3 separate regions of the Homo sapiens genome follow, and regions 1 and 2 are each linked to region 3. Evidence: chromatin contacts called from ENCODE Hi-C or POLR2A ChIA-PET data. All regions are on one chromosome and are shown on one strand. The core of a region is the stretch at or near the end of the contact, and the rest is flanking DNA. Distances in the headings are between cores, read along the strand shown.

Region 1 (2,992 bases), core at 399-2,898, 180 kb after region 3:
GTTTCCATGTGGCGAATATTTCTCCTTTGGGGAAAACAAAACAAAATTCCACTACCTAACACATTTATTTATAATTCAGTTCTCAAGCAGCAACTCAGTAACTTGATATCTACAACTCTTGCTGCATTCTCGGTAGAGAATGTCTTTTCAACTCACTTCCTTTTTGGTTTGACAGTTTTAATCAGATGCATTTAATTGGACCAATATACATCTCAGAGCATCCTCGTTCAGAAAGATTGTGAGTGCACAGTGAAAAAAATATATAACAAAGAGACACCTATTAATTTTCAAGCTTTTTGGTTTAAGCAAGTGGGGAAGGAAGCCTAAAAGTCCCATTTCTAAATCTACTCGCAAACTATTCCCACCAGTCAGTCCATATGAGTCTAGCCAGCAGGTTTTAATGAGAACAGGACTTGAATTCTTAGGACTCACCTGGCATAGGATTGGAGAGATGCTTTCTCACGGTCAACTCTCTAACAATCAGTGTCTCCAACACTCTCTTCTTGTGACCACAGGTATGTTCACCTGGTACCTACCAACCAACCTTCTGGTTTATTTTCATGTAAAAATCTTGTAAGTTTTCCCTTTCCTACTAATACACTTCTATAGCTAAATATCTAATGCCTTTTAAGATCATACATTTCCATTAGCATTATCAGTTATACTCATAATAAGTGCTGCAAATCATACAACCAACTTTTACATGCAGTTTTACATAAAAGTAGTTTGTAAGTTTACTACAAAAGTTATTAGCAAAACCAGTGCTACTAATTGACTTAATTCAACAAGCATTTACTGATCACCTACTATGTTCAGGGAACTGTTCCCTGCAAAGGGAAACAGAGACACAACAGTCTCTGGCATAAAAGTTTCTAATCAACAGAAGAGTGAGGGTTTCACAAGCATTCAAAGCATAATGACTGGTGCCACCATACAGAAACAGCAAGGGTTGTGTAAGCACAAAAGAGGGAATAATGAACTCCAGAGGTGCAGGTGGCTTTGGAAATGGACCTCAAAGGATGAGGGCGATTTTAATAGTAGACAAAAATTCATTAACAAGCAGCCTTGCTCCTCAGCAAATTATCAAAAAGGAAATATGCCAGTCATGGAGAAAGCTAATATTCAAGTGATATATGTTGGATAAATTAACCCAATGAAAAAATTGTATATTTTTATAAAATACACTATCTTCACATTTTAAAAATATACTATTGATTTGTCAAAGGTAGACCTTACCAACTATTTTACCATACTCACTAGTTTTGAAATCAAACTATTACATTATAAATACCTGGAGGCAAGGCTATGAGTTAGTCATTTTTGTGTTCCTTCTTGATTCCCTGCTCATAGTAGGGGTATCTGGGCTCCTGTGGTTGTAAATGACAGAAAACCAGCAGGACCGCATGAAGCAATAAGGGAATTTTCTCAGTTCCTGTACCAAACAATAAAAGGGGCACAATGGAGCCAGCATCAGATAGGATGTCGAAAGCACCATCAGGGCTCTCTCTCATTCGCCTCTAGTCTCTTCCTCTCAGGCCACTTTTCCCAGGAGGCTGAAAACCTGGCTGCAACCGGTTCTGGGTTTTCACTCTCAATGACTTCCCACTAGAGAAAGGTCTTTACGCCTCTGATTGGCCTGTTGGAGGTCATGTTCCCCTCCATGGGCCTATCACTGAAGCCAGGGGGCGGGTTCTACAATGGGCTCAATGTGGGTCACAGAAGAAAGGAGAGGGAAGAGGTATCAGGAAGACAAAAGCAATGACCTCTATAATGTTTAATAAAGGTTTCTTCTGCCGCATATCAGGCTGTTCTGAATCAATTTTATGATGCTAAGCATAAAACACATCCGCATTTAGGCCGGTTTTACTTGCCAAGTTTTAAATTGTCCCTTTGTAGCCTGAGAGCCTTAGCACATCCCCCACACCAGGTCTGCCTGAAACTAAGAGACCTCTCGCGTCTTCAAGGCTCCAAGTCCACAGTCTGAGGTAAATGCACGGCCGGCAATGGGCTTCACAGGACAGAGACTCGGAGATTACAGTTATCGAAACACGGATGTCCAGGACACCCAACCGCTGTCAGCGTGCCCAGGAAGAAAATGTAAGAACTGCTAGTTATTTAAAACTGCCAGGGTGCAGAAGACAACCAGATTCCTGTCACCAGTCCAGCTAGGGAAAAGGTGCTGCAAAGGCATGAGGAAGTGAGAGGAAGTCTGGAGACGAGAGTAGTCCACACACGGGGGGAGGGAGGGGCTCCTGGGTCAAGACGAGCATTTGGCACACAGCAACATTTTCAAATCATTATTCTAAATGACCGTGAGTAAAATAAAGGTAACACAAATGAACGCATCACTCCTCTGCAGAGTGAGTTCGAAAAAGTAGCTAAGTCAGTTTCAGTATTCTTCATATAAAGTGCTTAGCCAGACCTTCCATGGCCGAGGAACTGCCCGTGTTCCTCCCTCTACCTGCCCGTCTCAGCAGGAATGGCAACTCCTCCATCCTTTCAATTACTTAGACCCAAAACCATGCCACCTCCCTTGACTCTTCTCTTTCTCTCAGACCCCACATCCAATTCATTCTCGGATTCCGTTGGTTCTACCTTCAACAGAGGTACCAAATCTGGCCACTTTGCACCATTTCCACCACTACTACTAACCTGGTACCCAGTGCTGTCATCCCCCACCTGTACTATGGCAGTAGCCTTCCAACTGGTCTCCTCACTTCCCAACCTTGCTCCATTATTCTCAACCAGCAGCCAAAGTAAGTTCTCAAACTTCCACAATGGTTTCCCATGTTTCTCAGTATAAAATACAAAACTCTTACCTGAACCTCAAGGCATCCCTAATCATCTCCTTGTGACCTCCTCTCCTAACACTCTCCCTTACTAGGAAAATAAGCTCCTGCCTCAGGGCCTTTGCAATTGCTCTTCCTCTGCCTGAAACAGCCACATGCTTAATTCCCCTAATTCCTCAGGTCTGCCCTCAAACCTCACTGTT
Region 2 (2,700 bases), core at 187-2,686, 150 kb after region 3:
CCTCCCTGGCTAGTCCTCTCTGGAGTGTTAGACGTCATCATGGTCCCCACTAGCTCTGTCCCTCCTCCTTCCCTTTGCTGCCCCAGGCAGGCACTGTCACTGAGGTGGGGAGATCCCTTGACATCTGGGTCTGGGATCTCCTCCTTCACCTTGGCTTCTGTCCTCAGGAAGTGCTGATGGCAACGCATGTGGAGTTTCAGGCTGAAGTGGCGTGAGGAAGTAAAAGGGCACAGCTGGCACTGAAAGGTCTCTCCCCGATCCTGGTGCTGATGAACCTGACGGAGAAGCAAGAAGAATGAGCTAGCCACCGTGCATTTATGGAAAATGCCTTGCTGTAGATCCAGACTATTCATCAATCATTTCCTCACCGTGCAAAGGGCTGGCCTTTGTACTGCAGAGCATTTCACTATGGGGCTCCAGGTAATGAGGCCAATCCCTAAACATAAAGTGGGTCCACATAGGTTAAGAGTCCATTATTAGGGCCATGCTCACAACTGAGGATGCAGCCGGCCAACGGATGCTATTTTGGGTAGCATCCCACTATTCTAGTCATCTGATCTCAGTTGATGTCTTCAGAGAAAATATTATAAACCCAGCACAATCCAAACTTACAAAATTACTAGTTGGGGATCAAAAGAGGTAACCTGTCAAGTAATTCCTCTCACAATAATGATACTTTGCATTCATCCAATTTTTTGTTAGTTATGTTCTGCAAACATAATTTCAGTTTTCAAAATGCTGCTCTTAGGTAATTAAGAATGTAGAAAATAATGTCTCCAGGGTATTCCCGTTTCAAAGACAGAGAAATTGAGGCCCCAGAATAAATGGATTGAGCGAAATTACATACAAAAAAAAAAAACAAAGTAGGAGAAAAACCAAGGTCTGACCCTCACCAAGTATTCTGAGCAAGAGGAAACCAATTTTTCCAAACGTGGCTATAATATCATGCTCCAGATTCTGACGTCTGCAATGAAAGAATGCAGACTTTTAAATCCAGTTCCAGTCTTGCATGCACATGATACCTGTAAAAATTGGGAGAAACTTTTTCTTCCTGTCACTACCAAATTTAGTGCTTAAAAAAGTGAGGAAATCATTGCATTGGCCTGAGCCAGGCTTTGAGCTGGCAGGTGCTCATAAGCTTGTAACTTCCCCATTTATCTCTGCCAATGCACTTTAGTGCTGACCTGCTACACTCTGCTATTTCAGGACTGGTCCTCCCTTAAGTAGAACTGCCAATTGTGTAGATGTGGGCCAAATGATTTGGGGAGCTGTGTGATCTGAACAAACAAGTGAGTGATTGGAACCCAAAAGCAAAACAAAACTGACACCTCCTCTTTTAGGGGTGACCTAAGCAGGACTCGAACCCAGGTCTCACCAAGGTTAAAGGCTCATGCGTTAATCCGCTGCACCACCTGGCCCCTCTCGGTAGGTTTCCTTTCCAAGAGAGCAAGTTTTACAACAGCTGTTTATGCATTCTGAATGCAATCCAAAAGCATTATTCACCAGCCAAAACATACTTTTAAATAATGTTAAGTGACCAACAAAAGCAAAGAAATTAAAAGTTAATGGTGAGATCCTGTCGCTACAGCACCCCACTGTGGCTTTTTGAAAAAAACAACAGAAGAGATTCTGGGTCCCCCAAAGCACGAGTTTCTTAACAGAAATAGCCATATACACTTAAACTCAGTTAGGCAAAGTCCTGATCATGGAAAGGCTTTCCCTCTGCTGGGGTGGAGTGCTGGGGGTGGGGAAACACACTGATTGTCACCAGCTGTTAACATCACCCCTTTCTGTTCTTTCACAACAAAAGGATTTCACTAGGAGCTGACCATTTCATTGCTTTCTCACAGAATCCCCACCATCTCCTCCGACCAATTCACGCAGAAGCAGGCACCTTGGGGACCTCAGGTCACAGTCCCATGGGACCCTGACCGGTGCTGCCAAAAGCATGCCCTGGAACCAGGTGATAAAGGTCACGAGTTAGAGAGCTTCCATTGTCCCTGAGAGCAGTGCAGTGGGGCAGATCCATTTCAGAAGTGTCCTTACATCTACTGACCCAGGAGAGGAGGGGAGCTAATCCAAGAACAGAAGCTCCGGAAGCAGCTTCTGGAAGAAGGAAAAGGACAGAGCACAAGCCCAAGTTCTAAAATCAAAAGGGAGTCCTGGATTAAAAACCGTCTATGTGCATGTATTTTATGTGACTTCTTTTTCACCAGATCCTGGCCTTGTTATATTTAGTTATGGACAAATTAGTGAAGCTTTAAAGGAAAAACAGTGGGTATTTTGTTGACTTTTGCACTTAACAATTTTTTTTGAGCTACAACTTCCCAAAAGGACTATATATCACATTTGGCCTTTGAGAGAAGTATTAGCTCTATCCTCTGACTGCAGTTTTTCCCCCTTCTCTCCTGACATTCGAGCACTTTTCTGTCATAATTTTTATTCTCTTTAGCTTGACATTTGCTTTAAAGATCTTCTTAGTCTACTAAAATGAAGACATGCTTCTCTAAAGCACGTCATTCTCTCCAGGCCATGTTTAGGGGCTCACCTATCCTCTGGTCATTTCACACAAACAACCCATATCAGGTGCTGTTACATCATTAGGGCCATCTCTTCACCATTGGGGCCATTTCTTGGTAGCAGTTGGATGCTTGGGTTGTGGTATTTCAGAGCTTGGGGAAATTTTGGGAAACCTCTACT
Region 3 (2,862 bases), core at 152-2,651:
CTTGTTGCCCAGGCTGGAGTGCAATGGCGTGATCTTGGCTCACTGCAACCTCCACCTCCTGGGTTCAAGCAATTCTCCTGCCTCAGCCTCCCGAGTAACTGGGATTACAGGTGTGTGCCACCACACCCAACTAATTTTTGTATTTTTAGTAGAGACAGGGTTTCACTGTGTTGGCCAGGCTGGTCTCGAACTCCTGACCTCAGGTGATCTGCCCACCTCGGCCTCCCAAACTGCTGGGATTACAGGCGTGAGCCACCATGCCCGGCCGAGACAAGGCAAATCTTAATATTTTTAAATATATATAGTTTGGAGGAGAACAAGCACTGAGATATATAAATGCCCAATTTCCTGCATCAAAGCAATAAGTAGAGATTGAATGAAATTTTCAACGATCATTAACACTATTCTTAGTTTCGAAAGTATTTGCTTGCTGGGTAGTGCTTTTGGTAATCATTCTCTAAATATTTATATTCCTGTGTCCTATCTTGAAGAAGTTCCTGATGGAAACTGGAAAGCAGAGCATTCACATCCAGGAATGTGGGAACTAAAGGAATTAGGGAAACCTGGAAAGAATCTTACCAGAGAAGCAGTGGGGGCCGGTTAGGGATTGCAAGAGTTCCTGCCCTTTTTCTCTCCCACTTTATTAATCTGGCCTTCCTAACAGAGACACAATATATTAAACAGGAAGGTTAAGAGAGATGGAAGAAAATGCAGGATCAATCCCATCTCCTGCTCATGAATGATGTCTGGTTTGGAAGAGACCATTTAATTCCCAATTCTGTGGAAAAGTGACCTTTGCGGATGAGCGAGTGTTGACAACCAGGCCATTTTTCTCCAGCTTCATGGACGGTGCGATTCTGAAAGCAAGGTTTGCTCATCTGAGGATTCAGAAGCTGATCGATACTCCGATTATGGCTGGGGAGGACCCTCATCGCCATTTAACTGAGTTGGAAAATGAAGCCACAAGGCTGGAGGCGTGGAGTTTGCTTAATAAACAACTTTGAGGTATGGGGCCCTCCCAACACCCTCCCCCCACCCGCCCCGCCCAGGAACGTCTGGACCCTGGCAGGTTGGCTTTCTGGGACAATTCCATGGGCTTCATTTATCAGTTTTTTCCCTTTTTAATTGGTGGAGAGAGACAAAAGTTTTTATAATCTTTATTAAATTTTCCTTTTTAAATAAATACTTGGGACCACATTTCTCTGCTAGAACCACAGAAATGGTGCTGCGGCCCCGACCGTCGGGGGCTCCGGCGTCACAGAGCCTGTCCCTTGTATCTGGGAGCCCCGGGGAAGGCGCAGGGGCGTGAGAAATGCTCTTTGTATTCAGAGCGGTCACCCAGCAGAGCCGGAGCCTTCCACCGCCAGGTTTTCCTCCGCGCAAGGCGCCGCCGGGAAGCGAATTGGCTCCGACAGTCGCGGGGGCGGGGGCGGCCTCAGACGCGGCGGGCTCGCGAGCTCAGGGGCGGAGTCGTGGCCCTCCCGTCCCGGCTCCCTCGGTAGGCTGCCTGCGCCCCCAAAGCCGCGCCCACGGCCCGCCCACCCGCCGCCTGCCCCTCCCCTCCCCGGTCCGCCTCTTCCCGCTCCTCCCGGCCCGCCGGAGCGGCCGTCTCCTTCTTCCTCCACGGCCCACCTCTTCTCCCCCACGATCTTCCTCCCCTAGCGTCCACAGGCCGCCTCCGCCGCCTACGACCCTCCTCCTGCTGATTCCCCCCCACCACCGCCCGCCTCGTCGCCCCCGCGGAGCGCGCGGGAGGGAGGGACCGGGAGCGGCAGGGGCTGCACATGACCTGGGGCGCGGGAAGGAGCCCGCTGCCGTCTAGGCCCGCGAAGGGCCCCGGCAGCCGCCGACTTCTGAGGAAAAGCAGAACGGTGTTTGGTTTACTAAAGTAGCCGCCTCCTACCACTCTTCCTCCCCAGCCCCGCTCTCTGCTCCCCACACCCCCTTCCGTTTACTCCTAGTTACCAAGACCGTCCTTCTCTTAGGATTTCTGTTGAATAGAAAATACAATTAAAAGTCGCAGCACCACCCCTGCCTCCCGCCCCACAAACTCCTAGTGATTATTTTTGTCTCTTAGCCCTAGGTCGGGTTAAATACATTCCCCGGGAGCCATCTGGTCTGATTCCCGGCAACCTTCGTATGGTTTCCATTAAGCTCTCCAAAAGCATGCATTGAAAAGGCAGCCCTGTAGCCACTTAGGAACCTCCGGAGTTTTGCCCTGGCCAGCCCCAGTAGACATCCCAGGCAGAAGGAGAGAAAGGCCTCTGTTTAGGTTCCGAGTCTAGTACCTCATGATCCTGGTTTTAATCTCGAATTTCTTGGCTTTTCCTAGTCCAAGAAAATACAGTTCTCCAAGGTAATGGCTATCATTAATTCATCATTTGTTTTTTACTATACGCAGAGGATAGCTGATTAGAATTCTGTTTTAATTCTAAAAATGAAGGCTAACAGCTTTACAGATAGGTTGCAACAGTAACCTGGCCACACAAGTTCAATTTGACCAGCAACATTGGTATGGTGGGGTCTACACCTTCTCGCCTGTCTGTCCACCATTCCTTAACCCCCAAAAGGCAAAGAACAAATATTTGCTTGTGGAAACATATTCCCTCACACGTGGGTTAGGGCTTGTGTCCAAGAAAAAGGGAACCGGCAGGTTCATAGACTCTGAGTGTTGTAACTAGAGTGTTCCTTAGGATTCATCCGAGATGTATATCCATTGATTGAGGACACTCAGAAAGTGGAGGGGCTTCGGGAAGGTCACGTGGCTGATGAGTACAGTACTGCGGCCTAATTTGGGGATGGGAGGGTGGGGAAGAGACCTGGGCATCAAGAGCTTTATCATATACAGCAAGGAAGATTGTG

Evidence for each region. A loop is a pair of places that touch in the nucleus more often than their neighbours do. ChIA-PET counts read pairs that join two places held with the same protein, here RNA polymerase II (POLR2A). Pooled maps may share reads with other maps.
Region 1: a pooled map shows a loop between it and region 3 (2.9-fold over the local background). The contact joins two enhancer-like sites. A Hi-C loop is called at or near these places in 1 of 37 single-sample maps with no recorded cell type and 3 of 50 pooled maps. POLR2A ChIA-PET finds 5 or more read pairs at or near these places in 3 of 52 experiments (BJ, H1 and HEK293T).
Region 2: a loop to region 3 is called in a map of ascending aorta, with 5 times the contacts of the local background. The contact joins two enhancer-like sites. A Hi-C loop is called at or near these places in 16 of 168 maps with a recorded cell type or tissue (IMR-90, MCF 10A, PC-3 and 11 more), 2 of 37 single-sample maps with no recorded cell type and 21 of 50 pooled maps. POLR2A ChIA-PET finds 5 or more read pairs at or near these places in 3 of 52 experiments (AG04449, MCF 10A and activated CD4-positive, alpha-beta T cell).

Annotation. Positions count from the first base shown.
Region 1 is chr4:145,907,908-145,910,899 of GRCh38, forward strand. All of the region lies in intron 1 of ZNF827 (zinc finger protein 827), which reads right to left. Among named protein-coding and RNA genes, the nearest start is that of ZNF827, 29 kb to the right of the region's middle. Within about 2 kb of position 1,649, at least 20 of the 41 ENCODE cell types and tissues checked have a DNase peak (open chromatin) inside an H3K27ac peak, as active enhancers do.
Region 2 is chr4:145,885,884-145,888,583 of GRCh38, forward strand. ZNF827 (zinc finger protein 827) reads right to left here. Exons shown (of 15, transcript NM_001306215.2): 4 at 1-275. Among named protein-coding and RNA genes, the nearest start is that of ZNF827, 52 kb to the right of the region's middle. RefSeq lists a silencer at 1,121-1,220. Within about 2 kb of position 1,437, at least 9 of the 41 ENCODE cell types and tissues checked have a DNase peak (open chromatin) inside an H3K27ac peak, as active enhancers do; they include ascending aorta and heart right ventricle, where a contact is called at or near this core.
Region 3 is chr4:145,731,615-145,734,476 of GRCh38, forward strand. It overlaps C4orf51 (chromosome 4 open reading frame 51), which reads left to right. Exons shown (of 6, transcript NM_001080531.3): 6 at 839-1,183. The coding sequence ends at 946. Among named protein-coding and RNA genes, the nearest start is that of C4orf51, 53 kb to the left of the region's middle. RefSeq lists a silencer at 1,228-1,827 and an enhancer at 2,383-2,862. Within about 2 kb of position 1,402, at least 33 of the 41 ENCODE cell types and tissues checked have a DNase peak (open chromatin) inside an H3K27ac peak, as active enhancers do; they include ascending aorta and heart right ventricle, where a contact is called at or near this core.